2 separate regions of the Homo sapiens genome follow, and region 2 is linked to region 1. A link is a loop called in an ENCODE intact Hi-C map of the cell type or tissue named here. Cell type or tissue: heart right ventricle. All regions are shown on one strand. Each heading gives the region's core, and the rest is flanking DNA. Links, peaks and the distances in the headings are about the cores only.

Region 1 (2,920 bases), core at 271-2,770:
AAGGTGTGTGGTACTGCAATCTACCACTAATATGTGCAACAAGGGAACTCTTCAAAAACAAGAACTGAATGCTGGACAGCCAAAAGTTAAATGACAAAATGTTTATCACACATGAATCAAGAATTTGTAGACGTGCGAAATTTTAATCAGGGAACTCTGAGGAACTGAGAAGGGTGAAAAGGAGATAAGCCTGAAGACTAAAGACATAATTTTAATCATAATTTCTCAAAAACAGCAAAGGGTAGGTTCTAGAAAGTGCCAGCTAATAAACTAAGGAGTATTGGTAGCAAAGAATAGGCTGAGTTGAGAAATCCAGGTTGAAAAGAGTCAAGATCAGGAAGGAAGTTGGTCAGACAATATTCTAAAAGAGCTTCTTAAACAGCTGATCTGTTACCAATGAAACATTGTGAAGCACAAGAGTCAATGCATTCAGTTATGGGCTTGTAATTCAAAAAGTTCTTAAAAGCTTGGAAACCTGGGCCAAAACATTCTGGAATAAATGGGACAAACGTAATGGGGCAAATGTGAAATTTTGCATGTGGGTTCGAAAATGCAATTGTTCTTACAGGAGATGGAATTTAGCCTTCGCTCAGAAATTTAATAGTATATGAGACTTGAAAGATCATATATTAATAGTTCAATTGCCTTATTTAACAGGGATATTAACTTGAAGCCCAGAAAACGGGACTTGCCCAAGGATTCACAGCCAAATAGTAGTAAAACCAGAATTAGCACTCAAGTTTGATGACTAACTTCCTTAAAATACTTTAAAATTACCCTAAAATGCCTTTAACCTGACATCCATCCCCAAGGAAATAATTTGAAGCTTACCAGCATGCATTTAATGGGTGCCAATGGTATTCTGCAGCTGCTAAAATATTACCACAAACTTAGCCCGCAATAAAAGAGGCAGAGTGTTCAGAGCTGGAAAAATGGTGCAGCATCTTCTACCCGAGTCAGCCAATCTTGGAGGATTACACTTGTTTCCCTCAATCATATTTAAGGAGGATTCTGGCCAACATAAACTCTAAAAGAGTGAATCCTTAAAGATGGATCCTGAGTGGCGAACTGGGCCTAAATGTAAAATACAACCAAGCAGCCATTTGCTGAAGAAAGGTCACACAGGTACTCAGCATCCCAGGAAAACCCACACACACATAACTTTGGGACTTTCAAAGTTGTCTTTTTCTGTTTATGCTGCCTGAATCAAACTATAGGCTGTGACCTGCATCCACCAATCAGAAGTCAATGAGCATCAATCAATCAGGACTAAGCAAGTGTGCATCCCTCATTTGCATAAGTGGGCCCATGTGGGAACTTTTTCTATAAAACATAACCCTCTCTTTGTTCTCTGGGAATGCATCTTTGTTTTGTACTGAAGTCTTTATCAAATTTTTGGTTTGCAAACTGCACAAAGAAATGAAGTCTCTCTTAACCCAATACTTCTTTCTCAGTAGTCTTGTTAACACTAACTAGGGGGGATCCAGAGGAGGGATGGTGAAGTTTCTGAAACATGACCACAGAAATGGTTGCAGAAAGAGTAGATAGAAAAAAAGCAGCTAAGGGAAGAGATAGTAGCCACCCTCTAATCTATCAGGCATTCTTATGAGAAGAAAGAGACGTTTACTAAGCTGCCCTGACAGCAGAACTAGGGTCATCAGGCACAAGTGATGGAGTAAAGATGTGCCACTACAAGGGAGCATGAGCCCCCTGTCGGTGAAGCCGCAAAAATACAATTTCATCTTCATCCATCAGTGAGGGATGCAGCGGCAAGTAATATAAAGTCCCTTTCAACTCCTAGCTTTTTGTGATTCTATTACTTTCCTAATTCAGACATTATTTTTTTCTACCAGATATTAAGGTCTTTGAAATTAAGCTCATTATAATGTCTCAGAAAGAAGTGACCCTGTCTTACACTCTCTGTGGTGCCCACAGTGCCTAGAACAATGGAAGATACACAGAAAGTGTTTAATCAATACTGGGCGGCTGATACAGCCTTTGATATTCTTTTCTATTCCTCCTCTTCCTCCTGCCACAATCGTTGATCCTGATCCACTAACTGCAGAGCAGCAAAGGGAAAATTGTCACACACACACATGCATGGTATTATAAGGGTATCTTCAAGGAAATAGAAAAAGGATTGAGAAATGGGTTTTAAAAATTTACATACTTGTGCAGGATAATACTTAAACACACACAGTTCTTGGGGAAAAAAGAGCTAATTCTGGCTTCATACCTTTATACACAAGATCACAAACAACAAATCCTGACATTGTGACTGTACTTATCTCTTTTCTCTGCCCCATATTTTTTTTCTATAGCTGTTCTCTTTTAATGTTGAGATGCATGCTATTACAATAAGATGAAAAGAAGTTCAGTTTGAAGGGCTGGGAAGAGAGTGGGTGAGGGCAGATTTATGGCAGAGCTTCTGGCTCAGATGTTGCCTCTAATTCAGACTCCATCTCTTGCTTGACTCCATGTCTGGGTAAGTGACTTCAACGCTAAGCCTCAGTTTCCTCAACTGAAAACCAGAAATAACATTGCTTATCTCAATAGGTTATAAGCAGAATTAACACGAAGTCTACAAAAATCATAGGCACTCATTAAAATTAGTTCCCTTGTAGCCAGGCACAGTGGCTCACGCCTGTAATCCCAGCACTTTGGGAGGCCAAGAGGGGTGGATCACCTGAGGTCAGGAGTTCAAGACTAACCTGGCCAAACTGGTGAAACCCCATCTCTACTATAAATACAAAAATTAGCCAGACATGGTGGTGGGTACCTGTAATCCCAGCTATTCTGGAGGCTGAGGCAGGAGAATCACTTGAACCTGGGAGGCGGAGGTTGCAGTGAGCCGAGATCAGGCCATTGCACTCCAGCCTGGATGACAAAAGTGAAACTCCATCTCAAAAAACAAATTAGT
Region 2 (2,920 bases), core at 273-2,772, 110 kb before region 1:
GCATATTTAAGACCAGCTCTTATAGTTATTTTTGCCTTGATGACAGAGCAAATTTTCCTAGGAGGATAGAAACTTTTATTTTCAAGAGTTGGTCAGAACATGCTGCTCCAAGATCCTCTGGTTAGGAGGCATGGAAAGGCAACTGGACCCTTAATTGACATTTATCGGGATTGAGCTACAAGTAAGAAGGTATTGGTAGACTTAAAGTGCACCCTGAATGATCATCTCTAATCAGTATTTCCCTGAAAAGAATTATTAGCTTATAGATTTCAGTCTAGTATTTATAAAATACTCATTCCAGTTGAGTATTTATAAAAACTAAAGCAAACTTAAAAAAAAATCCAATTGAATCTGCCTGAATCTTTAAAGTCTTACTTTCTGTATTTATATTCTTTAAACACTTAGGGCTCTTTGCTGTTGCTGTGCTTAACTCTTTTAATAAACTGATCAGTTTTGGTTATAAAAGAAGATTATCAAGTGAGAAAGCCTGCTAATGTCAGCCAGTTTGTATACCTAGGGCAAAAGCCTAGCTGTGTGGATTATGAAGTCATAGCCAAACCTCCATTAGTCACCTGACAGCTGTCTTCAGTAAACTACCTATGTGGAATTAAAACTCTCATGAGTGTGCTACTGTCATAATTAAGCTTAAACTCCATTATGACCATACCATCACAGAATCCTTCTCCATCCAATAAACTTCTCCCATACCCTTACACTCCATTTCCCCAACAAAAGAGAATAACCATTTCTGAGTGATATTGATTTTTTACATCGTGGGTAGTGAAGATAAATAGCCCTGGTGTACATTTGGTTTTGGCTATTTCTACACAGTACCTAAACAACTGGCTTGTTCTTTTAATTCAGTGAAAACCAAATATCAGACCTACTTTCATAGAATTTTATGTATCACATAAACAGTTTAATTTTTTACATTTTATTTTATTTTAAACTTTTCAGCTGGCTGCTTCTGTGTTAATGCAAAGATGCAAACTTTACTGGTCTTCATTTGTTCCAATTGAGTTACAGTCTGAGACTATCTGAATGACTCCAACAATCTGAATATTTTTTCAGTCAATTCAGTTATTTCTGTCATGAGGCCAGCCAGGCGCTAAGCTGTCTGATAACCATTCAGCTCCTTTCAGTCACTAGGCTGATGCCATTAAGATTGCCTTGGCTGTTTGAATGAAATATCACCATGCATTCTGAAGCATCCATTTGCAATATGATGATTAGGTGTCGGATATCATGGTTCTCTCCCTCAGTTTCTCCTTTTACACAATTATGGCATGAATCTCAGGGCTGTAGGGGCTTTTACAAATGAAATTACACAAAGCACTTGTCTTAGTGTATTTGGGATGCTGTAACAAAAATATCATAGACTGGGTAATTTACAAACAACATAAATTTATTGCTCACAGTTCTGGTAGCCGGGAAGTCCAAGAACAAGGCACCAGCAGATTCATTGTGTGGTGAGGACTCACCCTCTGCTGTGAACATGGTGCCTTCTAGCTGTAACCTTATATGGCAGAAAGAGCAAACAAGCTCACTGAAAGCTGTTTTTATAAGAGCATTAATTCCTTTCATGTGGGCAGCACTCTTATGACCTAATCATCTCCCAAAGCCTCCACCTCTTAATACCATCACGCTGGGGATTAGGACTCAACATATGAATTGTGGAAGTTGGGTGATGGGAGGGACACAAACATTCAACCCATAGAAGCACTTTATAAATTTAAAATGAAAAAAACACACTGTAAAAATTTCAAAGAGTCTTCCAATGTGTCTTTATCTATTTTGATGTTCTTGAAGGGGTGTCCCTTCTCCGTGGTGAGCACCTCCCCTGGTGTTCATAATCCCAGTCATTCTAACTTCTTTTGAGTCACTTGTCTATCTATTAGGTCCGCTCTTTCTTTGACTTTTGTTATCTCTTATCCCTTGGCTTCTTCCTCTTTGCCTGTAATTGTCCTCAAACTCCCATTCTGCCATCCTTCCCTCTCCTTTGCTTCCTCTGTTTGTCATTTCCTAGTTACACTCCAATACCTGGTTTCTGCAGCCATAGCCTTCTTAGATCTTATCAACATTCTAAGTGCCAAATACAAAGACACTTGCCAGGCTACAACTTGCATGATTTCATGTTAATATTTGACCAAGCTCCCCACTCCAACTTTCTCTTCCCTTAGCTTCTATAACTTACCCTTTGGTTTCTTTTATTGCCTCTCTGTCCCATCCCTCTCAGGCCCCTCTGCTTCTTTCTTGGCATTCAATGTGCATGTTCCCCATTTCTCATGCTTAAAAGTCCTCTCTTCTCATTCCTAATCTTTCTCACTCCATGCCTTGAAGTGACCCTGTATCATGAATGATTCCCAAATCAGTAGCTCCAATCTAAACTCTCTCTTGAGCAACAGGTTCATGTGTACACCTGGCTGCTACCCATTTTTAGATGCAGATTCAGAAAGCACAATGATTTCAAAATATACAGGGTCAAACCTACATCCCCACCTACCCTCCAAAATCAAGCTCTCCTACCTTACTCCCTCCTTTCAGTAGTGGCACCAAGATTCACCTTGTCACAAGGTTAGAAATATTGTAGATACAGGATGCCTTCCTCTTGCTTAAATCCTAAAGTCATATTGGCCACCAAGTCCAGTGACTTTTCCTCTCCGTTCCAACAGCTATCCCCTTGATTCAGGCTCTCACCATCTTGCTAGGCCCCAGTGTGAATTCCCTAACTGGATACCCTAACCCCAGGGCCTCTCCTCTCGGTCCCACCACAGTGAGTTAAATCTTGTCACTGCCCTGCTTAAAATTCTTCAGTGGCATCTCATGTCTTTTTTCAGGAGGTTATAAGCTATTTTTAGCAGTGTGACCTTTCTCTTCAAATATATTCTTTCATACAACTCTATTGTGTGAAGCAGAGGCA

The links. Hi-C counts contacts between places; a loop is a spot of excess contacts. Peaks named below come from ENCODE experiments on the same cell type or tissue, not always from the same donor. Only the 100,000 strongest peaks of a DNase experiment are listed, where the experiment ranks them.
Region 2: it touches region 1 in a loop (2.0-fold over the local background); 4 of 110 quality-filtered maps call a loop at or near these places.

The regions. Positions count from the first base shown.
Region 1 is chr15:87,603,358-87,606,277 of GRCh38, forward strand. All of the region lies in intron 1 of LOC102724465 (a long non-coding RNA gene), which reads right to left. Among named protein-coding and RNA genes, the nearest start is that of LINC00052, 28 kb to the left of the region's middle. In heart right ventricle, for the core only: a CTCF peak has its summit at 1,707; no DNase peak of the experiment used is centred there.
Region 2 is chr15:87,493,448-87,496,367 of GRCh38, forward strand. All of the region lies in intron 2 of LOC102724465 (a long non-coding RNA gene), which reads right to left. Among named protein-coding and RNA genes, the nearest start is that of LINC00052, 82 kb to the right of the region's middle. In heart right ventricle, for the core only: no CTCF peak of the experiment used is centred there; no DNase peak of the experiment used is centred there; H3K4me3 peaks cover 1,313 bases; H3K27ac peaks cover 2,500 bases.